Regions from separate parts of the Homo sapiens genome. Here region 1 is linked to region 2. A link is an interaction called in ENCODE POLR2A ChIA-PET data of the cell type or tissue named here. Cell type or tissue: GM12878. All regions are shown on one strand. Each heading gives the region's core, and the rest is flanking DNA. Links, peaks and the distances in the headings are about the cores only. Region 1 overlaps RBM47 (RNA binding motif protein 47). Region 2 overlaps RBM47 (RNA binding motif protein 47).

Region 1 (15,184 bases), core at 4,569-12,568, 75 kb before region 2:
AGGGTTGAATTTTTAAGGGTAAGAAATGCATAGTCTGATGAGTAGATGATTAGTAAGAAGTCTGTGCTTACCAAAGAAAGAATTTAGGTTTCCTTTTTTGTTTTTGTTTTTGAAATGAAGTCACATTATCACCCAGGCTGGAGTGCAGTGGCACGATCTCGGCTCACTGCAACCTCTGCTCCTGGGTTTATGTGATTCTCCTGCCTCAGCCTCCCGAGTAGCTGGGACTGACTACAGGCACGCACCATCACACCTGGCTAATTATTGTATTTTTAGTCGAGATGGGGTTTCACCATGTTGGCCAGGCTGGTCTCAAACTCCTGACCTCAAGTGATCTGCCCACCTCAGCCTCCCAAAGTGCTGGGATTATAGGCATGAGCCACCACACCCAGCCAGAATTTAGTTTTCTAATACTGAAAGAAAAACTTTTTTTTTTGGTGACTTCATATGATAGTCTTGAGATGAGCACCCCAAGGACCTTGTAAATAGTGGGCGCTGGCACTCAGAACAGCCCATGTGAGATAATGAAGCAGCCTTCCAGACATAAGATCCCAGAATCAGACACTTATCCAAGGTTCCCCTCCTGCAATCAGCGGGTAGGAGTTTGCAATGAAAACACTCCATGCTATGTCCCAGAGTGACTCGTTCATTTATCCGTGAAAGCAGAGTCCAAATCCATGTTCATGTTAAATGTGCAGAAAAATAGCATCTTGAGAGTTAATGCCACAGAATGGGCATGATTCCCTAAGCCACATTTGCCTGATTGAGACAGACTTTAACATTTGCAAAACCTCCATGTTATGAGACCCTATAGGTGATAGTACATGATCTGTAGGGATACAAGTAAATCCATTAACAAACATTTTTTGAGCACCTGCTATGTGCCAGGCTCTGTGCTAGGCTCTGTGCTAGATGTAGCATAATTAAGAAGTAATTAGGACAGAAAGGATTGCTGTCCCCACAGGGCTACTTTAGTAGTCACAGAAGATATTAAATAATACATTAACAGAGTAATGAGTGGGCTGATGAAGAACTGTAAGGAGTTAAGAGTCTAAAACAAGAAAACCTAAGCTAGCCAGAGTGGCTCACGCCTGCAATCCCAGCACATAGGGAGGCCAGGGTGAGAGGATCACTTGAGCTCAGGAGTTCAAGACCAACCTGGGCAACATAATGAGACCTGTCTCTACAAAAATTTAAAAATTGTCATCCCATTCTCTACTGGAAAATAAAAAATTAGCTGGGTATGCTGGCACGCACCCATAGTCCCAGCTACTTGGGAGGCTGCAGTGAGAGAATTGCTTAGGCCTGGGAGGTTGAGGCTACAGTGAGCCAAGATTGCATCACTGCAGTCTAGCCAGGGCAACAGAGCAAGACCCTATCTCGAAAAAATAAATAAATAAAAACAAGAGGACCTAACATAATCTGAGTCAGGAGGTGACTATTGGGAAGGTTGCTTGGAGTTTGAATGGCATTCTAACTGAGACCTGGAGGATAGGCAGAGGGGGATTGGAGACAGGCGGCAGTGGCTACATTAAACAGCCTTTGCAGGGGCCCAGTATGGAGAGAGTGTTGGGGTCAAGGAATAGCATGAGCTATGGGGGGAAAGGGAAAGGGAGAGGGAGAGGCTTCAGAGAACAGGTGTCTCTTGTAAAATGAAAACTTAGTCAAATTTCTGGAAGAATCTTTAAAACCTCTTAAAGAGATTGATTTCAGACTGATGATCAGATTTTTTTGTTTTTGTGGTTCAGACAGAAATCTTACCTTGTGTATCAGCATTATTCCCTAGAGTTAGAGCCCAAGTATTGCTCCCCTGCTAATCCTTTGAATTCTCCCCAAATCTATGTTCTTAATTTACCTCACCTACCTCCCCAAGGAAGGTAATCAGCTTCTAGTAAGAGGTGGTTTTCACAGACAATGTGTCCACATTTCTTTGTCTCTGCATCCTTGATGGCATCCAGGAAAGGTGATCATCGACATAGTCAATGTATGTGTACGATTCTCCCACCAAGGGCAGGATTTAAAAAATAATGCTTTAAATAGAATGAACAGAGGCAGCTACTTGAACCAGCTACTTGACTCTACTTGTGCTTTGAACGTGTGAGATTCTCAGGTTTCAAACCTTAGTGCTCTGTGTTGACATTTTCTTTTTCTTTTTCTTTTTTTTTTTGAGACAGAGTTTTGCTCTTGTTGCCCAAGTTGGAGTGCAGTGGTGCCATCTCGGCTCATTGCAACCTCCGCCTCCCGGGTTCAAACAATTCTCGTGCCTCAGCCTCCCGACTAGCTGGGATTATAGGCATGCGCCACCACACCGGCTAATTTGTTGTATTTTTAGTAAAGATGGGGTTTTCACCATGTTGGCCAGGCTGGTCTCGAACTCCTGACCTCAGGGAATCCACCCACCTCTGCCGCCCAAAGTGCTGGGATTACAGGCGTGAGCCACCACACCCAGCAGTGTTGACATTTTCTATCAAGAGTACTGCTGAGCTGGCGCCCTTTGGCCAGTTACTGAACTGACGGATGCAGAAATTTACACATGTTCATGTATACACAAAAGGAACCCTAATTCCATGGAACTGGCCTTCTCAAGCTTGCTGATTTCTTAGTTATGAGTAAATTTGATGCGATTTTTTTTTTTTTTTTTTGAGAGAATCTTGCTCGGTCACCTAGGCTGGAATGCAGTGGTGCAATCAGGGCTCACTGCAGCCTCGAACTCCTGGGCTCAAGCAATTCTCCCTCCTCAGCCTCGTGAGTAGCTGGGCCCAGCTAATTTTTAATTTTTTATAGAGATGAGGTCTCGCCATGTTTCCCAGGCTGGTCTTGAACTCCTGGGCTCAAGCGATCCGCTTGTCGTAGCCTCCCGTAGTGCTGGGATTGCAAGTGTGACCCACTGTGCCTGGCTTGATTCAAAAAAAGTCCAGGTCATTTCCTGACTTTCTTTGAGATGTTTATTTGTTTTATGACCTTATATAGAGCTTATTTCACAATACAAAGAATAGAATGAGGATATTATATATGATTTATATCAATAAGCTTGACATTTAGGTTATATGGAAAAATTCCTGGCAAAATGTAAATAATGAATCTTAAAGTTAGCTGATTAAAAAAACCAAATAAATAAATAAATAAATAAAATATATAAATTAAAAAACCCAACTGAAGGAGAAAAAAACCTATATAGTTCTATAAGGAAAAAAATAGTAGGGTTTTTTCCCCATTATTCCCCATTTATTATTATTATTATTATTATTATTATTTTTTTTTTTTTTTGAGACAGAGTTTCACTCCTGTTACCTAGGCTGGAGTCAATGGCGTGATCTTGACTCACTGCAACCTCCGCCTCCTGGCTTCAAGCAATTCTCCTGCCTCAGCCTCTTGAGTAGCTGGGATTACAGGCATGCGCCACCATGCCTGGCTAATTTTGTATTTTTAGTAGAGATGGGGTTTCTCCATGTTGGTCAGGCTGGTCTTGAACTCCTGACCTCAGGTGATCCTCCCACCTCGGCCTCCCAAAGTGCTGGGATTACAGGGGTGAGCCACTGTGCCCAGCCTGTTTATTTTTAACAAAGAATTTTAACATCCTTCTTATATTCTCTTTTGGTTAATTTCTTTTTTAAATTTTATTTTATTTCATTGACAAATGATAATTGTACATACTCATGAGGTACATAGTGATGTTTTGAGACATACCATGTAAAGTGTTTAGATTGGGGCCTTGATTTTTCTCAAGCCACAGCAAGCATATTTTCCTTGATCAACATGGCACCTGAAGTTAGATGGTGGCGATCTGTAGGAAAGATTAGAGGAGGAAATACCACAGGGCTCCTGATGGGAACTTTAAGTAAAATAAAAATAGTAAAACATTTGGAGTCCTTACCCTTTCCTACTAATCATAGCCTAGATTTTCATTCCAAGTAAGTTAATAAATTAAGAGGTAGATATTATTTAACTCACAAGTTGAAAATGCAAGTTGCATTTGAAAAGGAGGAAAACGTGGCCTGGTGAAGACATTGTTTCTTTGGTAAATGGCTCTTCATATTTTGGAATTGTAGCTCATTTAGTGAAGTCACAGATCTCTTAGAAATAGATTTTCCTAAAATCCCTATCCTAATAACCTAATAATTACTAGAAGATATATCTTTTTTTTTTTTTTTTTTTTTTTTTTTTTTGAGACAGAGTCTTGCTCTGTCGCCCAGGCTGGAGTGCAGTGGCACAATCTCGGTTGACTGCAACCTCTGCCTCTCAGGTTCAAGTGATTCTCCTGCCTCAGCCTCCCGAGTAGCTGGGATTATAGGCACCTGCCACCACGCTCGGCTAATTTTTGTATTTTTAGTAGAGACGTGTTTCACCATGTTGGCCAGGCTGGTCTCGATCTCCTGACCTCAGGTGATCCACCTGCCTCGGCCTCCCAAAGTGCTGGGATTACAGGCACGAGTCACCGTGCCTGGCTTAGAAGATACACCTTTTGGAAAATGGCCTCCTCATCATGTTGTTTCAAAAAGGCAGACTCTAACCCAGTTAAGACTTCAGGTAAAACTCATGTGGTCCATATGAGGGATGCTTACTAAAGAGCAAATACACCCAAAGGTCAAACAACTGAGCTAAAACACATTGACTTTTCCTTGGCCAACCACTGGTAGGGAACTGTCACAAAATGACCCCAGGCTGCTCAAGGCAATCCCAAAAGGCAGCTTCTAAAAACGAGTTTTCTGCTTCTTCACTTGAAAATGGAAGAGATTTTTTTTTCCATTACACATTACTTGGTACTGTTTATTTTGTACAATGTAGCTTTTTACTACAAAGAAGGGGAAAGTGGCCTATAATTTAATTTGATTTAAATTAAATCTACATAGGACCATCATATAAAAGATACTGGAACAAGTGTGTGAGGGATACAAAGATAAATCAGACCACTATCCTGGCCCCAGCAGAGTTTAAGAATGAGCATTTAAACATTTAGTTAATAAGAAACATGGCTGGGCACAGTGGCTCACATCTGTAATCTCAGCACTTTGGGAGGCCAAGGCAGGCAGATCTTTTGAGGTCAGGAGTTCGAAACTGACTGGCCAACATGGTGAAACCCTGTCTCTATTAAAAATACAAAAAAATTAGCTGGGTGTTGTGGTGCACATCTGTAATGTCAGCTACTTGGGCTGAGGCAGGAGAATCACTTGAACCCAGGAGGCAGAGGCTGCAGTGAACCAAGATTGTGCCACTCCACTCCAGCCTGGACAACAGAGCAAGACTCCGTCTCAAAACAAACAAACAAACAAAAAACAAAAAAGCCTGGGCGCCATGGCTTACACCTATAATCCCAGCACTTTGGGAGGCCAAGGCGGGCAGATCACAAGGTCAAAAGATCGAGACCATCCTGGCCAACGTAGTGAAACCCTGTTTCTACTAAAAATACAAAAATTAGCTGGCCGTGGTGACGTGCGCCTCTAGTCCCAGCTACTTGGGAGGCTGGGACAGGAGAATCGCTTGAACCCGGGAGGCGGAGGTTGCAGTGAGCTGAGATCGTGCCATTGTACTCCAGCCTGGCGACAGAGCAAGACTCTGTCTCAAAAAAAAAAAAAAAAACAATACCAATAAAAGAGCATCCTACCTCACATATGTAATGGTATATTTGAAAATGCAGTAGAAGTTACTGGATCCCTTTTCTCATCTGTATCCAGATTTGCCAGGGAGTATATTCACTACCCTCTTGTCTGGACCTCTCCCTTTTCTTTCCTTCTGCCTGATCTCTGATCAAATTTGACGTCAGTGTTAATTTAGGTATGGAGCCTGCTGGTATTGAAAACTTATGCAAAAGTAACCCTGAAGTCCTTTGCTGTTTATAAACATAAATGTATAATTACCACTATGATGCAGACTGAAGAACTTTCCAAGACTTGATGTAGCTGGGCATGGTGGCACACGCACACGCCTGTAGTCCTAGCTACTTGGGAGGCTGAGGCATGAGGACCACTTGAGTCCAGGAGTTCAAGGCTGCAGTGAGCTGTGATTTATGATTGTGCCACTGCACTCTAGTCTGGGCAAAACAGTGACATCGCATCTAAAAAAAAAAAAAGAAGGAAAAAAAAGACTTGTCAGAGTAATTGCGCCGAATTTACATTTAGCCCATGGTGAATACAGACAACCAGTGACTTCATCACAAAGCCTTCCTGTAAAAGCTAAGATGTTGCTGAGATCTGCTTTCTGGACCCAAACAGATATTTGGAAAAATGGTTTTTGGTAGAGTGTAAGAGCAGTGAGTTTAAGGCTAATTCCAAACTTAATGATTTGCCCTTTTAAAATCAGTTCATCAGCCTGGGCAACACAGTGAGATCGTGTCTCTACAAAAAAATTTAAAAATTAGGCCAGGTATGGTGGCTCACGCCTGGAATCCCAGCACTTTGGGAGGCTGAGGCAGGCAGATTGCTTGAACCCAGGGGTTCAAGACCAGCCTGGGCAATGGTGAAACCCTATCTCTACAAAAATTAGCCAGGTGTGGTGGCTTGCACCTGTAGTCCCAGCTACTCAGGAGGATCTCCTGACCCGGAGGCTCAGTCAAGGCTGCAGTGAGCTGAGATGGAGGCACCACACTCCAGTCTTGGAGACAGAGAGAGATGCTGTCTTAAGAAAAAAAAAATAGCTGGGCATGGTGGTGCATCCCTGTAGCCCCAGCTACTTGTGAGGCTGAGGTGGGACGATTGCTTGAGCCTATGAGGTCAAGGCTGCAGTGAGCCATGATTATGCCACTGCACTCCAGCCTGGGCAACAGAGTGAGACCCTGTCTCAAAAATAAATAAATAACATAAAATAAAATTAGTTCATTCATGTGGGCAAAAGTTTCATAGATCTAGTGGTTAGTTACTTTGTCTGTGTGCTCTTTGATGTCTTGCTATTTGCCAAACAAGATAACCTATTTTCAAAACTGAAAAGGCAGGCTGGGCGCAGATCATTTGAGATCAGGAGTTTGAGACCAGCCTGGCCAACATGGTGAAACCCCTCATCTCTACTAAAAATACAAAAACTTAGCCTGGCGTGGTGGCAGCTGTCTGTAATCCCAGCTACTAAGGAGGCTGAGGCAGGAGAATTGCTTGAACCTGGGAGGCAGAAGTTATAGTGAGCTGAGATCATGCCACTGCTTTCTAGCCTGGATGACAGAGCGAGACTCTGTCAACAACAACAATAAAAAAAAAACAAAAACACACACACACACACCAAAAACTGCAAAGGCAGAGAGGTGGATATGAGCCATGACTCAACCAATAACATGGCAGGGAAGCAGACAATTACCTACAAAAGGAGGCCTGTCTACCTAAACGGAAGAGGTCTGGACCTACCATAGAGGAAGAAAAAGAAAATTGTGGGCATCAACAAAGTGTATGTGTCTTTTGGCAGAATAACAGGTCAATAATGGCTTTATGCTTTGTAGGATGGTATTTAATGCTCTAGAAAGCAAAGAGAATACTCCAAGGTTATGAAGCCGAAATTGGTAGCTAATGTCAGCGTTGAACCTTGAGGCAAATTTCATGGGTGATACTTAAATGTCAGCCCTGTAGTTTCCAAGAACAAGGTCTCCAAGCCAGTCATTAGACATGCATCAAAGTTCTGCTGAGGTGGGGCCTCATCCCGGGCTGCACTTTGGGTAAAGCAGGTTGCCCCAAGTGTGTCAGTGGTTGCTGCACCGTGGGCAGACAGAAATAGAATGTCTGACATTCACTTCAGCCATGCTCATTGGTTTCTATGCAGGTGTTGCCTGCCAAGAAGTAGCAGTAGAACAGCCGCATTGCTTTCATAAAGAATGACAAAATTTCTATGTCTGCAAAATAAATGAGTTATTTGAAACTAAGAACAAGGTCAGCAAAATACAAGTGACACCTCAAGCAAAGAATGAAGTGGGCATTGAAATACCATACCAGAGGCTGGGCGCAGTGGCTCACGCCTGTAATCCCAGCACTCTGGGAGGCCAAGGCGGGTGGATCACCTGAGGTCAGGAGTTTGAGACCAGCCTGGCCAACATGGTGAAACCCCATCTCTATGAGGGGGAAAAAAAATATATACGAGGCCAGGTGTGGTGGCTCATGCCTGTAATCCCAGCACTTTGAGAGGTCAAGGTGGGCGGATCATAAGGTCAGGAGTTCAAGACCAACCTGGTCAACATGGTGAAACCCAGTCTCTACTCAAAATACAAAAAGTAGCTGGGGGTGGTGGCAGGCGCTGGTAATCCCAGCTACTCGGTAGACTGAGGCAGGAGAATCGCTTGCCCCGGGAGGTGGAGGTTGCAGTGAGCCGAGATCTCGCCACTGCACTCCAGCCTGGGCGACAGGGCTAGACTCCGTCTGAAAAATACAAAAACAAAAACGAAAAAAAAAAATACAAAAATTAGCCAGACGTGGTGGTGGGCACCTGTAATCCCGGCTACTCAGGAGGCTGAGGCAGGAGAATCGCTTGAACCCGGGAGGCGGAGGTTGCAGTGAGCTGGTATGTGCCACTGCACTCCAGCCTGGGTGACAGAGCAAGGCTCCGTCTCAAAAAAAAAAAAAAAAAAAGAAATACCATACCAGGCTGGTATGAAAAGGTGCTGAACACAAACCAGGCCTTTCAGTCTAGGCATGTCAGTACCCACTGATTTTTGTTCATCTATACCTGTGTAATCAGTGATTCTTGGAATCTTAAAATATTGGAGTTGTAAGGAACCCTAGAGGTCTTAAGAAAATAATGATGATTTACATTTACTGAGGGTTCACTATATGCCAGGCATAAGGAAGTCTTTTACTTGTATTATCAGTTTTACTTGTATAGCCTCATTTGATCTCTTCCATAATCTCTAAAGAAGGGGCTAGGATTCCTATTTTGTCAATAAGAAAACAGACTTAAAAGACAACAGGGAACTCACACAAGGTCATACAGTTCATGCATGGCAGAGCTGGCTCACATACCTACGTCAGTCTGAGGCGAGTTTGCATTTTTTTTTTTTTTTTTTTCTGAGACGGAGTCTTGCTCCATCGCCCAGGCTGGAGTGCACTGGCACGATCTCGGCTCACTGCAAGCTCCGCCTCCCGGGTTCACGCCATTCTCCTGCCTCAGCCTCCAGAGTAGCTGAGACTACAGGCGCCCGCCACCATGCCTGGCTAATTTTTTTGTATTTTTAGTAGAGATGGGGTTTCACCGTGTTAGCCAGGATGGTCTTTATCTGCTGACCTCGTGATCCGCCTGCCTCGGCCTCCCAAAGTGCTGGGATTACAGGCGTGAGCCACCGCACCCGGCCGAGTTTGCATTTTTTAACTACCAGCTCCTTAGAGGGCCAAGGGATTCTCAGAAAAAGGTATGTCCATCGACATTCTGACCAGGTCCCCAGGAGTTCGCTAACTCACAGTTCAGTGAAAATGACCAAAGGATGCATTGAAAATCATGGAATCTACACCCTGAATTTTAGCTATACGGAGTGTAATATGCAATTATAAAATGTATTGGTGGGTTCTATTTTGGCCTCTAGCTCCCACATCACTAAGGAACTTGCTGTAACCCTTAACCCAGGTGGCTAAGGGCACAGTGTGGATCCCAGCTGCTCTGCTGTCCCTTGAACTGTTTTTTCTCCAGGGCATCTTCTTGTGTTTCAAGTTTCAATCATGTTGTGAATTTTAAAAAATTACCAGGCTAGGCATGGTGGCTCAGGCCTGTAATCCCAGCACTGTGGGTGGCTGAGGTGGAAGAATCACTTCAGCCCACGAGTTCAAGACCAGCCTGGGCAACATAGTGAGACCCCATCTCTAAAAAAAAAATAAATTAAAAAATATTAGCCAGGCGCCAGGCATGGTGGCTCATGCCTGTAATCCCAGCACTTTGGGGAGGCCGAGGCATGTGGATCACCTGAGGTTGGGAGTTTGAGACCAGCCTGACCAACACGGGGAAACCACATCTCTACTAAAAATACAGAATTAGCCGGGCGTGGTGGTGCATGCCTGTAATCCCAGCCACTCGGGAGGCTGAGGCAGGAGAATCGCTTTAACCTGGAAGGCAGAGGTTGTGGTGAGCTGAGATCACACCATTGCACTCCAGCCTGGGCAATAATAGTAAAACTCCATCTCAAAAAAAAAAAAGAATTAACCAGGCATGGTGGCACGCACCTGTAGTCCCAGCTACTGGGGAGAGGGAGTGGCAAGGGTCTAGGATGCAAGGATCATTTGAGCCCGGGAAGTCGAGGCTATAGTGAGCCATGTTTTTGCCACTGCACTCTAGCCTGGGTGACAGACTGAGATCCAGTCTCAAAAAATAAAACAAAATAAGACAAATCAATTCACAGACAACACTTACTGAGACTCTGATTTAATTGGTCTGAAGGGGAGCCCAGGAATCAGTATTTTTTAAAAATGTATAGATAACCTCTGGTGTAAACTTTTGCTTATTGGCCTGATGAATGTCTTTGTATTGCTCTTTCCTACCTGAGAGCTTTTTTTTCCCTTCTTCTTTTTTTTTTTTTTTCTTTTGAGACAGAGTCTTGCTCTGTTTCCCAGGCTGGAGTGCAGTGGTGCGGTCTCAGCTCACTGCAACTTCTGCCTCCCGAGTTCAAGTGACTCTCCTGCCTCAGCCTCCCAAGTAGCTGAGACTACAGGCATGCACCACCACACCCAGCTAATTTTTGTATTTTTAGTAGAGATGGGGTTTCACCATGTTGGCCAGGCTGGTCTTGAACTCCTGACTTCAGGTGAACCGCCTACCTTGGTCTCCCAGAGTGCTGGGATTGCAGGTGTAAGCCACTGCATCTGGCCTCAGAGAGCATAATCTGTATTCCCTAGCAGCTGTTTTTACTATTGTTTTTCTTATAGTCTTCAAAGATGTATTGGGCTTTGAAAACCTTTTGGCTCCTAGGAAGAAGCTATTTCTGCTTGGTGGAGTCCTGTCTGAAAGTGAATTCTCTGTTTACACTGCCCCATTCATATCCTGTCCCATGAACTACAGCTACAGATCCTCTTTGTAACACTGCTCAGAATAGAAAGTTTAATTACTCTACCCCTAAAATTTTGCAGATTGCAAGAGGCTATAAGCTACTGGTATAGCCTAGAGATCAAGGGATCTTGTGTGGTGTTATGACAACTACTTCTATTTATATGTGATGTTCACTTTAAATATACACAGACATATCTGTACGTTAGTTGAAGGGGGTCTCAAAAATCTCATCTGACCTTTAATTAGACTCCAATAAGAAGTGGTTAAGACATTGACGTATGGGCCAGGCGTCTCAAAAAAAAAATGGAAAAAAATATTTAAAAAGAAAAAAAAAAGGAAAAAGAATAATATTTTTTTTAAAAAGGCCAGGCATGGTGGCTCACGCCTGTAATCCCAGCACTTTGGGAGGCTGAGGCGGGTGGATCATGAGGTCAGGAGATCAAGACCATCCTGGCCAACATGGTGAAACCCTGTCTCTACTAAAATACAAAAAATTAGCTGGGTGTGGTGGCACATGCCTGTAGTCCCAGCTACTCGGGAGGCTGAGGCAGGGGAATCACTTGAACCCAGGAGGTGGAGGTTGTAATGAGCCGAGATCGTGCCACTGCACTCCAACCTGGTGACAGAGCAAGACTCCATCTCAAAAAAAAAAAAAAAAAAAAAATGCCGGGCGTGGTGACTCACGTCTGTAATCCCAGCATTTTGGGAGGCTGAGGAAGGTGGATCACGAGGTCAGGAGATCGAGACCATCCTGGCTAACACAGTGAAACCCCGTCTCTACTAAAAATACAAAAAATTAGCCGGGCATGGTGGCTCCCACTTGTAGTCCCAGCTACTTGAGAGGCTGAGGCAGGAGAATCTCTTGAACCCAGGAGGTAGAGGTTGCAGTGAACTGAGACTGCGCCACTGCACTCCAGCCTGGGTGACAGAGCAAGACTCCATCTCAAAAAAAAAAAAAAAGATAAAAAAAAAAGAGAGAGATTGATGTATGGCAAAACCAAGGCTGGGAGTTCAGGCCCCACAGAATACCCAGGTCTAGAACTCCTGTCTTTGGAAGCTAATTCTCTTTTGTCCTCACCCCCCTGCCTCACTTAACGATATCTTTCACGGCCTTTCCTCTTCATTCGCACTACCATCTTCCTAGTTCAAGTCATAATGTTAATTCCTAAATTACTGCACTAGCCAGAGAAGGAGGAAAAAAACTGTAAGAAACCACATCAAAATGTCATCTGTGGTTGGTAGACATCTGATTTTAATTTTTTTATATCTGCTTTTCTGACATTTATACATTTTACATAATAAACAAGTTTTATTTTCCTAAAGGAAAAACACACATCATTACTGGCATAGCCTTCACCCTGGTATCTGAGCGCATGTCCATTGTACAACCTATCTGTGCCTAGCTATCAGAGTTGCCTTTCTAAAATGTGTTCTCCAGGCTCCTCTGAAACCCTCAGGGTGTCCTGGAATTTCAAAGTCATAACCCAGACCCACCCTTCCGCCTATCCCCTTATCTCCAACCACACCCAACCCAACCCTCTCTGCTTGGCAGGCCAGCATCCTCCTTGTCCTAGGACCAGGGGAGCTCCATTCAGCTCCTTCGCAGCTACTCTCCTCTATACAGAGAACCCCATACTCTTTGTCCTTTCCTCTTTATCTCTCCAGATGTTATCCTTTGAAGCTCAGCTAGTCTGTGGCCAGACCACCCTGATCACTCCCGATCTCATCTGAAGCTCACCTCAACTCCTTCCTTCTCCAGGTCACCTTTGTCACCTTTTTTAATCTGCATCGGGAATGGCAAACAGGTTTCGTTTTATGTAAACCAAGTCCATGCCATTGACAATGGTTGCATAGAGAATTCTATTTTATTTATTTATTCCAGAGTCTTACTCTGTCACCCAGGCTGGAGCGCACTGCCGCGATCATGGCTCACTGTAGCTTCTACCTCCAGGGCTCAAACAGTCCTCCTGCCTCAATTTCTGAGTAGCTGGGACTACACGCATGCACCCCCATGCCCAGCTAATTTTGTTTGCTTTTTGTAGAGACAGGTCTCACTATGTTGCCCAAGCTGGTCCCCAACTCCTGGGCTCCAAGGATCCTCCCACTTCAGCCTCCCAAGGTGCTAGGGTGGCAGGTGTGAGCCACCGTGCCTCGCCTTGCATGGAGAATTCTGAAAGCCTGCCCATGTTCAAAGGAAAAAGAGTCCTGTGATCATAGTGGTTTTTGCCATAGGCAAAAGAAGGAAAAGTGACAGAATGAATGTGACATATTTTTCATCCAGATTATAATAATTATTTTAGACCTGTGATGTCCAGTACGGAAGTCCCTAGCCACACATGGCTATTTAAATTCAGATTAAAAAGAAGAAAAATAGGGCTGGACGCGGTGCTTCACGCCTGTAATCCCAGCACTTTGGGAGGCCGAGACGGGTGGATCACAGGTCAGGAGTTCAAGACCAGCCTGGCCAATATAGTGAAACCCTATCTCTACTAAAAATATAAAAATTAGCTGGGTGCGATGGCGTGTGCCTGTAGTCCCAGCTACTTAGGAGGTGAGACAGGAGAATTGCTTGAAACCAGGAGGTGGAGGTTGCAGTGAGCTAAGATTGTACCACTGCACTACAGCCTGGGCAACAGAACGAGACTCCATCTCGAAAAAAAGAAGAAGAAAAATAATAATAATTTAATTAAAATTAAGTACAGAAGATGCTCCACCTAGAATTTTTAAACTTCATGATCGTCCAGGCATGGTGCCTCACACCTGTAATCCCAGCACTTTGAGAGGCCAAGGTGGGCGGATCACCTGAGGTCGGGAGTTCCAGACTAGCCTGGCCAACATGGTGAAACCCCGTCTCTACTAAAAATGCAAAAATTAACCAGGTGTGGTGGCACACGCCTGTAATCCCAGCTCATCGGGAGGCTGAGCCAGGAGAATCGCTTGAACCCGGGAAGCGGAGGTTGCAGTGAGCCGAGATCACACCACTGTAATCCAGCCTGGGTGATAGAGTGAGACTCCATCTCAAAAAAAAAAAAAAAAAAAAAAGGGGGTCTAATATCCTTAAAATCCATCGTGAAGTTTATTTACTTTTATTTTAATATTTATTTATTTATTTATTTATTTATTTATTTATTTATTTATTATTTTTTAGATGGAGTCTCGCTTTGTTGCCCAGGCTGGAGTGCAGTGGCACAATCTCGGCTCACTGCAACCTCCGCCTTCCGGGTTCAGGCAATTCTCCTGTTTCAGCCTCCCAAGTAGCTGGGATTACAGGTGTGTGCCACCACACCTGGCTAATTTTTGTATTTTTAGTAGAGAGAGGGTTTTGCCATGTTGGCCAGACTTGTCTCGAGCTCTTCGGGTGATCTGCCCACCTCAGCCTCCCAAAATGCTGGGATTACAGGTGTGAGCCACCATGCCCCGCCTTAGATGCTTTTTTTTTTTTTTTTTTTTTTTTTTTTGTGACAGAGTCTCCTTCTGTCACCCAGGCTGGAGTGCAGTGGCACGATCTTGGCTCACTGCAGCTTCTGCCTCCCAGGTTCAAGTAATTCTCCTGCCTCAGCCTCCTGAGTAGCTGGGATTACAGGCATGTGCTACCATGCCCAGCTAATTTTTATTTTTAGTAGAGACAGGGTTTCACCATGTTGGCCATGGTTGGCCCATCTGGTCTCAAACTCCTGACCTCAAGTGATCTGCCCACCTTGGCCTCCCCAAAGTGTTGGGATTACAGGCGTGAGCCACCTCGCCCAGCCACATTTTTGACTTATGATATTTTTTACTTATGATGGGGTTAATGGAAAGTAGCCCATTGTAAGTCAAGGAACATCTGTAAAATTAAAAATTTTTAATATGGTAGCCAGCGGCACATTTCAAGTGCTTAATAGACATATGTGGCTACTGGCTACTATCCTGATAGCAGCAAAGATACAGAAACTTTCCACCATTACAGAGTTATACGAGATGGCCCTGTTTTATTATTTCTTTCTTTATTATTTATTTATTTATTTATTTATTTATTTATTTATTTTTTTTTTGAGACGGAGTCTCGCTCTGTCGCCCAGGCTGGAGTGCAGTGGCGGGATCTCGGCTCACTGCAAGCTCCGCCTCCCGGGTTCACGCCATTCTCCTGCCTTAGCCTCCTAAGTAGCTATGGCCACAGGCGCATGCCACCATGCCCAGCTAATTTTTGTTTTTGTTTTTTTCTTTTTGAAACAGGGTCTTACTTACTCTGTCACCCAGGCTGGAGTGCAGTGGC
Region 2 (15,184 bases), core at 115-8,114:
TATTATGTTCATTGCATTGTATTATAAATAGAACTTCAGTAAACAGATTTGAATGTAAATCTTTGCTTGGGTATTTGATTATACATGTCTATAAATGGAATCATTGGGCTAATGAGAATTGACTAATGAACACTGTAAAGCTCTTGATATTGTCCAACTCTTTCAGAAACAGCAAATTTTACCCACCTTCCCACCTATCCCCACGCATCATATATGGCAATGTGCGTTTCACAGGGCACATGTAAAAACTGTATTACCAATTTAGGAAGATTTTAAAACCAGAAATATTTTTATAGATACTCAAAAAATATTTAGGTTGGTGCAAAAGTAATTGCAGTTTTTGCCATTAAATGTAACGACAAAAACTGCAATCACTTTTGCACCAACCTAATAAAAGCCTATTCCCTCCCCTTTACCTACCCCACCTCTAGCCAATATCAGGTCTCTAAAGTAGAAGACAGTGTCACCAGATCTGTTATTACTTACCAACCTCAATCTCTCTATGGGAAAAAGATATGTGAGGCCTACATTCATTCACTGAATATTTATTATTACCACTTATGTTCATTTCTTGCACTGTGCATCAGGAGAAGCTGCTGGCTCATGTGGTACTTCTGTTTATTATGATTATATTTTTGAAGCACCACCATACTTTTTCCCACAGAAGCTGCACCATTATACATTCCCACCAGCAGTGCACAAGGGTTCCAGTTTCTCCACATTCTCACCAACACTTGTGGTTTTGTTTTTTTGATAATTGCCATCACAGTGAGTGTGAAGCGGTATATCATGGTGGCTTTGATTTGCATTTCCCTAATGATGAATGATGTTGAGCATCTTCTCATGTCCTTAAGGGGCATCTGTGTGTCTTCTTTATTTTTTCAAGGGTCTTTGCAGATGTGTAATGCAGATGTATAATGTATATCTTTGCGGATGTATAATGTATATCTTCCTTGGAAAAATATCTGTTCAACTTTTTTGACCATTTTTAAATTAGCTTGTTTGCTTTTTGTTATTGAGTTGTAGTTCTTTATATGTTCTGAATATCAATTCCTTATCAGACATGATTTGCACATATTTTCTCCTACACTGTGGGTTGCCTTTTCACTCTCTTGACAGTGTCCTTTGGTGCACAAAAGTTATTAATTTCGATTAAGTTTACTTTATCTATTTTTTCTTTTGTTGCTGTGCTTTTGGGGTTGTCCAAAAAATCATTGCCAAATCCAGTATCATGAAAGTTTGCCCCTGTATTTTCTTCCAAGTCTTATAGTTTTAGCTCTTACATTTAGGTCTTTGATCTATTTGAGTTTATTTTTATATATAGTGTAAGGTAAAGGCCAGGATTCTTTTAAAGATGTACTTTTGATTCCCACCAAATCTCGGTGAAAGCCTGTATCAAGCAGTTAAGAAAACGACATGAGTATTCAAGCCAACATTTGTTCTGAATGATTTTTCTTCCTCGTATAGGCTTAGGTGGTTTCCCAACAGACAGGTGAAAGCAAGCGTTTGGGGAACTGATGGCTCATGTAACTAGGATACAGCAGTGAGGCGGCAGTTGGGCTCAGCAAGTGTTTTGTAAATATGCTTGAAGAAATCCCCAAAAAGAGAACAGCAGGGGTAGATAGTGGCTTAGGCTAGAAAAAAACGTGCATGTGGGTGTTATGTAGGTGCATATATTTGCAGCAGAGGGAAGGAGAGAGGACACTCTGTTGTTGGGAATTGTGGGCTATAGAAGATAAAAACATCTTTTGTACAAAAACAAATTTCTTTTCATGCTGCTTCAGAGAAAAAAACTAAATTAGCTACAATTATGTGCTAACTATGTTTCCAAAACAGTTGTCCTAGTTCTGTTTTATTGTGGACAGAACCTAGCTGTACTTAACAAAATGTGAAGCCTGTCTAGACTTCCCTTGGAGAATATTGAAAAGTACAAAGACTCCCCAGGCTGTGTAACCCGCCTCGCCTAGCTTCAAATGTCTGCACTGGACGGGCGCTGTTCTCTGACGGGCTTGGAGATGACAGTAGTGCCATGCTAATGCAACTCAGGGTCTCAGAGGTCTCCCCACATGAACAAGATTCTGTATTAGGCTCTCAACATTGGAATGCTTGACATTGGCAGTTGGCTGTCCAAATTCCAAATAAATTAATGTTAAATCTTTTTTTTTTTTTTTTGAGACGGAGTTTTCACTCTTGTCACCCAGGCTGGAGTACAATGGTGCGATCTTGGCTCACTGCAACCTCTGCCTCCCAGGTTCAAGCGATTCTCCTACCTCAGCCTCTCGAGTAGTTGGGATTACAGGCGCCTGCCACCATGCCCGACTAATTTTTGTATTTCTGTTTTAGTACAGACAGGGTTTCTCCATGTTAGCCATAGCTGGTCTTGAACTCCTGACCTCAGGTGATCCGCCCATCTCAGCCTTCCAAAGTGCTGGGATTACAGGCATGAGCCACTGTGCCCAGCCTGTTAAATCTTTTAAAACTCTGACTTCGGAACCTATGAGAAACAAACTGAAATCCAGCCCATCCCTGTTTTGGTTTTCACAGGGACTGGTTTAGGTCCTCAGCAACGTGGGCTGCTGTAGGTCCTCATTTTCTCTTTGCCATAAAAAGGGATTTGGGAAAGAGGAAATAACTAAGCCAATTAAATTTTCTGATGTAGGATGGGATAAGACAGACCATGCTGTCTAAAAAAACCATTTGCAAGACTGGTATACTATATTTCCCTTGAATAATTAAAATCATTTCACACTTTATTAACTCGAAGAATATCCAGTATTTCCCTGTGAGCCTGAGAATAAATGATTAGCTCAAATCTGGGCGTTTTTACTGATGTATTAGTTTTTTAATTGAAATATTAACTCCAAGTGCACTCAGTGAAAGTACAGAGTACGCGAGACATGAATAGCAATTAAATGCCAACAATTGTTCCAGGAGTTTAGTAGACCTGGGAAATCATAAATTTCCTGACACCTGAATTTTTCATTTTAAATACTCTAGGTTCAGTGAAACTCTAGATATGTATTTTCTGTTCATTTCCATTCTTAATTTAAGTGCATATTTCTTGAGTTTCTTTAATTAATGTAGTTGTGCTTTTTATTTAAATTTGTAAGAATTTCCAATTGTCTCTAACTGCCTAGTTTAATTATAGAGACTGGGAAAACTGATTTTCCTTCTCTTCCTTCTTCTTTTAATAAGTATCTTTTTTTTTTTTTTTTTTTTTGAGACAGAGTCTTAACTCTGTCACCCAGGCTGGAGTGCAGTGGTGCGATCTTGGCTCACTGCAACACCTGCCTCTGGGGTTCAAGAGATTGTCCTGCCTCAGCGTCCCGAGTAGCTGGGACTACAGGCGCCTGCCACCATGCCTGACTAACTTTTGTATTTTTAGTAGAGATGGGGTTTTGCTATGTGGGCCAGGCTGGTCCTGGACTCCTGACCTCAGGTGATCCACCTGCCTCAGCCTCTCTGGAGTGCAGTGGCACAATCTCACCTCACTGCAACCTTCACCTTCCTGGTTCAAGCAATTGTCCTGCCTCAGCCTCCCAAGTAGCTGGGATTACAGGCGTGAGCCACCACACCCGGTCTATTCCCATTTTCCAGTTGAGTGAACTGAAGCTTGGGAGAGTAAGTCACTCACCTGAAGTCACACAGTTAATAAATGGTATTGAACTCAAGCGGTTGAGCTCTGGCATGCAGGAGCTCGAGCTCAAGCACTGTAATAAGCAGCCTCTCAAAATACCTTCAGATAAAAGAGTGATTAAAAACTGCCTTCATGGGCAGGCCTCATTTATGTGCCTATTTCCTTGTGGCATAAAATCTCTACCGAATTCCTGAGACAGTATAGCAGAAGCTAAGCATATCAGTTAAGGCCAAAAGAAAAAAGAAAAAAAAAAAAAACAGTGATGGAAATTTTATAGCTCCCTGGCCAGTACCTACTTTACCAAGACGGCTCAAGGGATATTAACATTGGCATTCAATATAATCCATTAGGGGTTGGTGTGGCTTTTCCATGTGACATTCCTGATGCCTGGGCATGTGTTAGAAATGCCAGCTCCTGGCCAGGCGTGGTGGCTCAGGCCTGTAATCCCAGCACTTTGAGAGGCCGAGGCGGGTGGATCACCTGAGGTTGGGAATTTGAGACCAGCCTGACCAACGTGGTGAAACCCCGTCTCTACTAAAAATACAAAATTAGCTATAGGCATGGTGGCACATGCCTATAATCCCAGCTACCCGGGAGGCTGAGGCAGGAGAATTGCTTGAACCTGGGAGGCGGAGGCAGAGGCTGTGGTGAGCCAAGATAGCGCCATTACACTATTGCACACCAGCCTTAGCAACAAGAATGAAACTCTGTCTCAAAAAAAGAAAGAAGAAAGAAAGAAATGCCAACTCCTGTACCAAAGCTGGCCTATTCATTCTCTGATGGGCTCCTTTCGGCCATGCAGAAATACCACCAGATAGTACCTGGGTATGACTATTTGTACCCAGTTCTATATGCAGGTAAACCACAAAAGTTTTTTTAAATTATTTTTATTATTAATTTTTTTTAGAGATAGGGTCTTGCTCTGTTGCCCAGGCTGGAGTGCAGTGGCACAATCATAGCTCAATGCAGCCTTGAACTCCTAGGCTCAAGCAATCCTCCCACCTCACCCTCCCCAGTAGCTGGGATTTCAGGCATGCACCCCCATGCACGGCTCTCCCACAAAACTTAGTAAATAGATACGTGAAAAAAATGTCCAAAGCAATTTGGTGGATGTTAGTTATAAAAGGAAACTCTTTTTGTAGCTTTGTCCTACCATGTTTCTTGCAAAAGACAGTGCACATTCATTCATTCTTCTATCCATTCATTCTTTTATTCAAACATTCATTCAGTGCCAGGCACTGGGGATAAAATAAGCATCACTGCCTTTGAGATGCTTCAAGTGTAGCTAATAAAATAAACTATAAACACTATTGTTTTAACTTTTCTAAGACATTTCAAACAATGCATAAAGAAGTGGAAAGAGCCTTTAATATCTAAAATCACTTCATAATAGAAGGCGAATTTTACTTTTTCTGTGTTAAAGGACCTGTCTCAGATGGTCTCATTTCTAATAGAGTTCTTTGGAAAGACTTAGAAACAAATGAAATTGATAAAAGAGCCCACAATATTCACAAATACCACAGGATGACGCAGGTTCCTACTCATATCAATGAACTCATGGTGCTTACTTTTCCAAATTTTTAAAGTAAACAAGCCATGGGGTATTAGAGTTTAACCTTCGCCGTATGTTTGCAGAAGGACCTGTTTTTTAAGCTATCTTTTTTTGTTTTTCACTGTGTACCCAAAAAAGGAAGAAAAGAAAAGGGGGAAAAAAAAACAATTATCACCAGAGCTGGAAAGGTGGAACAACATTGAAACAATGCAATGAATAAAAAGAACACATATTTTCTGGATTAAAGTTGTATTTAATGCATTTTGTCTTTAAGTGATCCCCCACCAGAAAGTTCACTTCCTTTTTTATATTTTCTCATAAACAGCCTACTATGGTCATATTGTCATAAATATAGTTGATTTTGAAAATATTTTTAGCTTCCAAAATACCCCACATTAAACTTAAACATTTATAGAAGAAAGTATTTTAACTCATGACTTTTTCAATGTTGAGAGTATTCCTGGGCGAATGCTATTCTACTATAATTATTGCCTTGAGATAACTGGTCAATGAACATGACATCAACATAATCAGGATCTGTTTTTTTCTATAGTAGCAGATATTGTTTCCTAGTTGCAACTGAAATGACTAATGTTCACCAAATAAAAGCAGAAGGTCACACCTAAAACTGAAGCTAATGTTTGACTATGTCAGTCTGTTTCAGAGCCTTTGTTTCAGGACAGGCAATTTGTCATTTGTTTTACAAAAAGACCTATGTTATTTTTGTATACTACTATTTGACATACCACCAGAAGGTGCATATTGTACATGTATTCATGTGTAATATAACACAGTAATAATAGACCATACTGTTACTATATAACTACTACTTGCAAACTACTAATATAGTTTCAAATTAGGAGGAGAAGACTAGCATTCACACACCATTATAATGACTGTAAGTTTATGTTTGGGAACGTTCACTTTCATTTTGTTTTATTTTGTTTTATTTAATTTTATTTGACTTTATTAGAGGTGGGGTCTCATTATGTTGCCCAGGTTGGTCTCAAACTCCAAGGCTCAGGTGATCCACCTACCTCAGCTTCCCAAAGTGCTAGGACAGCACACCCAGCAAAAAGTTCACTTTCTAAATCTGTTTGAGCATAAATTTAAGAAAATTTTTTTAAACTTAATCCCCAATGTGATAGTAAAATTTAAGAAGTTTAACGAATGAAAAATACCCTTGGCTGGGCACAGTGACTCATGCCTCTAATCCCAGCACTTTGGGAGGCTAAGGCCAGTGGATCACTTGACGTTAGGAGTTCAAGACCAGCCTGGCCAGCATGGTGAAACCCTGTCTGTACTAAAAATACAAAAAAAAATTAGCTGGGCGTGGTGGTATGCACCTGTAATCCCAGGCTGAGGCACGAAAATCACTTGAACCTGGGAGGTGGAGGTTGCAGTGAGCTGAGATCGTGTCACTACATTCCACCCTGAGTAAACAGCCTTTTACACACAAATTTTAAAATGCCTTTTTTTTGTTTTTTTTTTTTTTTTGAGATGGAGTCTCACTCTGTCACCCAGGCTGGAGTGCAGTGGCACTATCTTGGCTCACTGCAATCTCTGCCTCCTGGGTTCAAGTGATTCTCCCTGTCTCAGCCTCCCAAGTAGTTGGGATTACAGGCACCAGGCCACCACGCCCGGCTAATTTTTGTATTTTTTAGTAGAGATGGGATTTCACCATGTTGGCCAGGCTGGTCTTGAACTCCTGATCTCAGGTGATCCGCTCCACTTGGCCTCCAAAAGTGCTGGGATTACAGGCGTGAGCCACCACGCCCGACCCCCACAAATTTTAAAATTTTTTAAAATTCTATCTTTTATATTTGGACTCTCTGGGTTTGGTTTGGTTTTGGATATAAAACAACTCTACTGCCAAAAAGAAGTTAAATTATAAAGTATCACCCCAAAGATAAGGCATCTTTATAAAATTACAATCACAAATTTGCCATTATCTAATTGTGATTTTGAAGTAAGCACATGATCGCCCTCCTTCTCAGTTTCTCCATCAAGAAAATGAGGCTGGCCGGGCGTGTTGGCTCACGCCTTTAATCCCAGCACTTTGGGAGGCCGAGGCAGGAGGATTGCTTGAGCCCAGGAGTTTGAGAACAACTTTAGGCAACGTGGTGAGACCTCATCTCTACAAAAAAATAAAAAATTAGCCAGGCGTGGTGGTGAGGACCTGTAGTCCCAGCAACTTGAGAGGCTGAGGTGAGAGGATCCCTTGAGCCTGAGAGGTCGAGGTAGGAGGATTGCTTGAGCCTGAGAAGTTGAGGCTGCAGTGAGCCGTGATCATGCCACTGCACCCCAGCCTGGGTGACAGAGCCCTTGTCTCAAAAAAAAAAAAAAAAGAAAAAAGAAAAGAAAAAAAAAAAAGAAAATGGGACTAATACTTTTGTATAGTATTGTTGGTATATATAGATATATAGGAATAGTATGTACAGGAAATATATATCTATAAATTCTCAGTAACTTGAATCATATTCTTAACAACACAGGAAATTTCCTATCTAAAAGAACACTATTATGAATTTTTTGCAATTAAAGATGACTTTTATAATTAAAAAGTAATCATGCATCAAACTACCAGTTCATATATTCAACTTCTGGCACATAAAGTTTTTCTAAGAATATTATGCCCGGGTTTCTCTCTTAAACCTGCTTCAGTAATTGTAATATTTTAATTTTAACATGGTATATGACACCATAATTAGTTAACAGGCAATATTTAGGGCCTACTACATTCAATGGGTAGGCACAAAGCTCCCGTGCAGGAATACAAAGTAGTGATAAAAAGAACATAATACTTACATAATTAGAAAATATAAAAGAGAACATAGTAGTAGCCATTATAACTACACATTTCACATGTACAGTGTCTTAAAGCACTTTCTCACATAAATGTAGAAGGTAATATCTGTGTAAATGCCCTTTCAGTTTGTCCATAAACATTTGGGAGTGAATCCCCTCAGGTTCTTTACATTTTAATTTTAAAAAGTATCTTGCCAGGCAGATAATTAACGACTCTAAACTGTGACTACACAGTTGTCTACAAAAAGAAGATCCTTGAAAAACATTTATTCTTGACCATCTGAAATAATAACAAAGGGCCTTGAGCATTTACTGTAGCCAGGTACTTTTTTCTTTTTTGTTTCTTTTTGTTTGTTTGCTATGAGGCAGGGTTACCCTCTGTTGCTCAGACCGGAGTGCAGTGATGCAATCACGGCTCATTGCAGCCTTAACCTCCTAGGCTGAAGCAATCCTCCCACCTCCGCCTCCTGAGTAGCTGGAGCCACCACACCTGGCTAATTTTTGTATTTTTTGTAGAGACAGGGTCTCACTATGTTGCCCAGACTGGTCTGGAACTCCTGAGCTCAAGCAAGCTTCTCACCTCAGCCTCCCAAAGTGCTGGGATTATAGGCTTCAGCCACCACGCCCAACCAGCCAGGTACTTTTTAATCCTCCCAACAATGTTAATGATAATATTATCACCATTTTATAGATGGTGAAGCTGAGGCTCAAGGAGAGAAAGTGACTTGTGTGATGGCATTTGTTTTTCAAGTAGTACAGTCAAGAGATAGGAAGCGAGGCAGTCTGGCTCCAGAGCCTGGGCGTGGAATCACTGCCTCATCACAGTCCCATGTTCTCACTTGAACATTGCGATTACGTGAATTCTAGTCCTTCAACATTTCCATTTAAGAATTTAATTCCATAGGTTTTTAAGTCTAAAAACATAGTTTGAATATGTTAACTCCTTTACAAAGAGCCAGAAATAGGCTATGGGACAGTTTGCAGAACTCTTTGAAAGCTTAGAAGAGTGGTGGGGAGAGTGCAGAGGGGAAGCGATGGGGATGGTAGAAAGTAATGATTTCCCAACAACTTTACCATGTGTCTGTACTGGAAATTCCTTCCACTCTATCAGCCAATGTCCATTTCTCACCAATCGTGGTCTTATCCTGTTAACACTGGCTATTGCTAAACCTGCTGTAAGTAAGTAAGTAGCAAAGAATGAGTATCATGGTAGAAAGAGCTTTGGCTTTGTCATCAGATTGACCTACATTTCAATTCTGTAAGTTGGGTCAAGTTATTTGATACCCTCAATCTCCTGATCTTTAAAAAGGGGCAGTATGGCCAGGCGTGAGCCACCACATAATTTCAGCACTTTGGGAGGCTGAGGTGGGCGGATCACCTGAGGTCAGGAGGTCGAGACCAGCCTGGCCAACATGGCAAAACCCTGTCTGTACTAAAGATACAAAAAAATTACCCGGGCATGGCGGCACTTGTCTATAGTCCCAGCTACTCGAGAGGCTGAGGCAGGATTCGCTTGAACCCAGGAGGCGGAGATTGCAGTGAGCTGAGATGGTGCCACTGCACTCCAACCTGGGTGACAGAGTGAGACTCCATCTCAAAAAATAAATGAATAAAAATAAGTAAATAAATAAATAATAAAAAAATTAAAAGGGGGCACTAATAGCTAACACTGATCACACCCTTACTTAGCTTCATTCTAAGCCCTTGGCTATCTCATTTATTCCTCACAGTGATGCTTTGAGATAGCGATAATTATTACTAGTCTCATTTTGCAGGTGACGATAATGAGGAATCAGGATTTTAAATAGTTAGTTTACCAATGTGTCACACAGCTACACAGCTGAAGAGCTAGGGCTCAAACCCAGGAAATCTGACTTTAGAGCAGAGGTTGGCAAATGTTTGCAGTAAAGGTCCAGACAGTAAACACTTTAGATTTCATAGGCCGTATCATCTCTGCTGCTACTTAACTCAACTCTGCCACCGTCCCCATAAATGCAGCCACAGACTATATGTAAACGAATGGCTGTGGATTATGTGCCAACAAAACTTTATTAAAACAGCCAGGGAGTCAAATGTGCAGGTCTCCAGCAGGCGTCTACCCCGTACTCTAGAGCCCACATTTAAAATTTCCACTCATAGAAATGTCATGAGAAATCAAATTACACATACGTGTTCAAAAAAATAGTTAACTATCATTAACTTGGGAGTTTTAAAACCATACATTAAGGAAACTCTTGGAGAGATTATTTCTTTCTTTTTTTAAAAAAAAAAATTTGACCTCTGAGAGCAAAGAACAAGAGAGATTATTTCTAATTCATCTCCTTCCCTGTAGGGAGGATTGCATTTAAGCTGGCTATTCTCTTTTAGCGCTGCTCTGTTCTTAGCATGTAAGTGAAATACACTCTCCAGCCACTTCTCCAGAAATACTAGACATGGGGTGGGACAGTATCCTCCTCTGAAATTCTCTCATGGTGCTAACTGCTGACAGTCAGCAGAAGGTCTCACTCATAAAGATGTTCAATAAAATGGAGTTCATCTTCATCATCTTAATCAATTATTTAACATCATTGTGTATTGCATTGGCAATAACATGGCATATGATAACATAATTAGTTCTAAGTGTAAGAGGATAAGTAGAACTTCTACTGCTGCATAATTTCCATCTGTCTCTAAATATAATTAAACAAGAAATGTGCAGATTTTCAATCCTCGGCTACATGTGATAGCTGGCTTATTCCCTGAAGTCTGTCTTGGCCCACAGTCCATCCTTGCTTGTGCACTTTACTAAGCCACTGTCTTCATTTTGGCACTCAATCAATGTTTGTTGAAGGAAGTTTTGTGACCTCCTAGGGCTGAACAATCTTATATGGTTTTTTATGTTCCCTCCCACCCATTTCTAGCACAGTGCCTTGTACAAAAATAAGTAATCTTTAAGTATTTATCGCTATTAATTATGTTATTAAGAAGGAAATGGGCCGGGTACAGTGGCTCAAGCCTGTAATCCCAGAACTTTGGGAGGCTGAGGCGGGCAGATCACAAGGTCAGGAGCTCGAGACCATCCTGGCCAACATGGTGAAACCCCGTCTCTAAAAATACAAAAATTAGCTGGGTGCAGTGGTGGGTGCCTGTAGTTCCAGCTACTCGGGAGGCTGAGGCAGGAGAACTGCTTGAACCCGGGAAGTGGAGTTTGCAGTGAGCCAAGATCAAGCCACTGCACTCCAGTCTGGGTGACAGAGTCAGACTCTGTCTTAAAAAAAAAAAAAAAAAAAAAGAAGGAAATCACAGTCCATTTAATTATTTGACAAATATTTATTGTCTTTTAAGTGTCAAGCTTTGAGGAGTTTATGATAACCAAGAAGAGACATAAATTCTGCTCTCTCAAAGTTTACATTCTAATTGTAGAAAAAAGGCTTAAAAAAAAACTGCAGTAGTGTTATGTATTATGAAAAGGCGGATGTTTATAATAGACGGTAGATTTGACCTGGCGGACGCTAGACTAAGGCTGACAAGATACAGAACTTCAGGTTTATCTCGTGCTTTTAATTCCTGAGTTTTCGGTCTCTTGTCCCCTTATAAACACTACTCAGGCCTCCTGCTTGCTTAGCAGAATACTTCATAAACAAATTTATAAAATCGTTTCTATTCCTCTGAATAAATAAAACTCCTGGTGCAAGAGCTACTCATTCTTTCACTGAGGACTCAGCCTGAACTTCCTAGTCATGGCTAAAGCTTCGTGGCTCTCCACTGTCTACCACAGAAAGTGAGAGACTTAGACCCTTCACAATCTGGTTTCATTTTCTTTTTGAGCCTCATCTTCTGCCCCATATCCACCTCCTACATTTCAGCTATTTGAGACCATTCCAGCATTTTTGCAAATGCCCACCTTTGCTCATAATGTTCCCTCTGCTCTGTCTCCTCCCTTTCCTTCTTTTTTTTTTTTTTGAGATGGAGTCTCGCTCTGTTGCCCAGGCTGGAGTGCAGTGGCATGATCTCGGCTCATTGCAGCCTCTACCTCCTGGGTTCAAGCAATTCTCCTGCCTCACCCTCCCAAGTAGCTGAGACTACAGGCACATGCCACCACACCCGGCTAATTTTTGTATTTTTAGTAGAGACAGGGTTTTGCCATGTTGGCCAGGCTGGTCTCGAACTCCTGACCTCAGGCAATCTGCCCGCCTTGGCCTCCCAAAGTGCTGGGATTACAGGCATGAGCCACTGTTCCTGGCCTCCCCTTCCTTCTTCATCTACCCTTGCCAGACTGTGAACTCCAAGGAACATGCAGTAGCCACCACTGTATCCCCAAGCATCTAGCACAGCCTCATACGCAGCCAGTGCTCAATTAGTGTTTGAATGAGCGAGGGAATGAATCAATTCATATGCAAATATTGTTTAATCATTTATTTTACCACATCATTGCCTTTTGCCTACAGACCTGTACAGATGCTGACTTTAGTACCAGTGAATTGACTGTATCCCAGAAGCCCATTTTCAGTGATTGTTCATAGTATGTCTTTAAAAAAAAACTGTAAATTTTAAGTAAGGGTTATTGCATTATTGAAGAAACCAGTAATGACATTTGAAAACAGCCCAAGTCTTAAAAACCAGATTGTCAGCAGTTCTCATGTGTCCATGTAGCAGCGGGGTCGGAATTTAAATGAGACAGTTGGATGCTTTAGACTGATTTCGGCAGTGATGTTTCTATGACCCAGGCCTGTCAAGTTTGCTGTGATGACAAGTCAATTAGACAACAGAACCATTCTTAACAAGCCTTTATGGTAGCTGTTGTTTTGTCTGAAAATTAAATTGATAGTGTTTCAACCAAATTAAATGAGTATTATTGTATCACAGAGACACTTACCTCAAACCCTTGAAAAATGTTGCACGTTTCTCAGTCTTGATAGCCTTGACTTTTTTTTTTTTTTTTTTTTTTGGTAGCTACTGCGCCTTGCCATGCTGCCCAGGCTGGTCTCGAACTCCTGGGCTCCAGCGATCCTCCCACCTCAACCTCACAAAGTGCTGGGATTACAGGCGTGAGCCACTGTGCCCGGCCAGCCTTGACTATTCGTAAGAGCCAGATCAAGACACCAGGCCCATGTTGAGGGAGGGCTGTAGAAAATAACAACTTCTTCTCTATTTAAAAAGTACCTACCATGTGTGCCAGTATATAATCATATTACACAGCTCCAAGATAGACTCCACCAGTAATTCTCGACAGAAAGCAATTTTATGCGCACCCCCTGCCCCCAGATTTGCAATGTCTGGAGACATTTCTGGTTGTCACAACATTGTGGAGGTAGGGGGCTTTTGCATCTAGTGGGTAGAGGACAGGGATGTTATGAAACATCTGAAAACACACAAGACAGCCCCTCATAACATAGAATTATCACAAATATCAATAGGGCTGAGGTTCAAAAACCCTGGGTTAGAGAACACCTATATTCCCTGAGCAGCTCAAATTCTGGGATTTTATGAAATTAGATAATATATGTGAAATAATTTTTTTTTTTCTTTTTTGAGACAGAGTCTTGTGTGTCACCCAGGCTGGAGTGCATTGGTGCGATCTTGGCTCACTGCAACCTCCGCCTCCCAGGTTCAAGCAATTCTTCTGCCTCAGCCTCCCAAATAGCTGGGACTACAGGTGCATGCCACCACGCCTGGCTAAGTTTTATATTTTTTTTTTTTCAGTAGAGACAGAGTTTCACTATGTTGGCCAGGCTGGTCTCAAACTCCTCAACTCAGGTGATCAGGCCGCCTCAGCCTCCCAAAGTGCTGGAATTATAGGCGTTAGCCACCTTGCCCAGCCTGAAAGAATTTTATAAATTGCAAAACACTGTATGAATTCAAGCTAGTGTTAAATGATAGAAGCCACTGTGGCTTCTCCTTCCTTTTCCTTTCTGGTGTCTGCCAGTCGGCCTTTCTGTTCCTTGCCAGATCCCTCAAAGGCTTAGGTCAAAGGAGCCAAGGTAAGGAGTGAAACTAGAAGTCCCTCCTACTGTTTGTTCATGGATTGGAAAAACGTTGGCCCGGGAGGCATATGTGTGCTGAATTTGTGAGTTTCATTTTTGTTGGTTTCAGCATTACCCCATCAACCTTTAGAGACAAAGTGTAAGTAATGCTTATTTAAAGGGAACAAGGCCAGGTGCGGTGGCTCACACCTATAAAACCAGCACTTTAGGAGGCCAAGGCAGGCGGATCATTTGAGGCCAGGAGTTCGAGACCAGGCTGGCCAACATGGTGAATCCTCATCTCTACTAAAAAAAGTACAAAACTTAGCTGGGCGTGGTGGTGCATGCCTGTAGTCCTAACTACTCCGGAGGCTGAGGCAGGAGAATCACTTGAACCCGGGCGGTGGAGGCTTCAGTGAGCTGAGATGGCGCCACTGCACTCCAGCCTGGGCGACAGAATGAGATTCCGTCTAAATAAATAAAGGGAACAAGATAATAGTTTCCTAACTGGTATTTGTGTGCTGCCAAACCCCTGCAGAAAATCTCCCCACTCCACCCCTTTCGGGAGGGTGGCTTCAGCCGTCTTGTAGTACACAGCAGGCCTCCCTGAGAACCCACAGCAAAAGGCCGCATTCTCAGGTGTGTGTTGATAGAAACGTCTGGGAAAATTGAGCCTCTTGGCTTTGCATCTGTTTATCATACACAAGCATTCATTGAATGATGTGCTTTGACATAACAAAATCTGTACAATCATCAACACAATTAAGACCCATTATGAATGAACGCTTTCTCAGATGAGCGAGGGGTGGGCAGAAGGCATGGCCCGGAATGTCATTATTCCCTTGTATCTTCAACCTCCCAGGATTTTACCTAAAGAAAGGAGAGTCAAGGAGAGATGTTTATGTGCCCCAAGGGCCATGCTTTTCAGTAGCAAGAGGTCCCTGCCTGTGATAGAAAAAAAGAGCCCGTGTTTCAAAGTCTTCGGCTTATTGTTTGACCTCCCAAGTAAATTCCATGTTCTGCCTCCATTTTGAGTGGAACTCCTTTTCCACTTTCAAACTCTGAGGTAATAGAAACATCCTGGTGCCAGGGGCCTGCCCGAGAGTGGGCGTGTCCTCTCCAATGTTTATTCTACTGGGTGGTGGTAACTTGGACCAAGGCAGTAAGATAAATGCTCAGGGTAAGGCCAAATCTTGGAAACCTTTTGCAGAAACTGTTTTTCTCTCTGATTTCCTACCCCACCCC

The links. Peaks named below come from ENCODE experiments on the same cell type or tissue, not always from the same donor. Only the 100,000 strongest peaks of a DNase experiment are listed, where the experiment ranks them.
Region 1: POLR2A ChIA-PET joins it to region 2 with 5 read pairs; 8 of 35 experiments call an interaction of 5 or more read pairs at or near these places.

What each region holds. Positions count from the first base shown.
Region 1 is chr4:40,528,722-40,543,905 of GRCh38, reverse strand. The region is part of intron 2 of RBM47 (RNA binding motif protein 47); the gene reads left to right. Among named protein-coding and RNA genes, the nearest start is that of MIR4802, 34 kb to the right of the region's middle. In GM12878, for the core only: no CTCF peak of the experiment used is centred there; a DNase peak (open chromatin) is centred at 7,650; H3K27ac peaks cover 1,735 bases.
Region 2 is chr4:40,448,925-40,464,108 of GRCh38, reverse strand. The region is part of intron 3 of RBM47 (RNA binding motif protein 47); the gene reads left to right. Among named protein-coding and RNA genes, the nearest start is that of RBM47-AS1, 30 kb to the right of the region's middle. In GM12878, for the core only: a CTCF peak has its summit at 1,577; a DNase peak (open chromatin) is centred at 1,518; H3K27ac peaks cover 1,904 bases.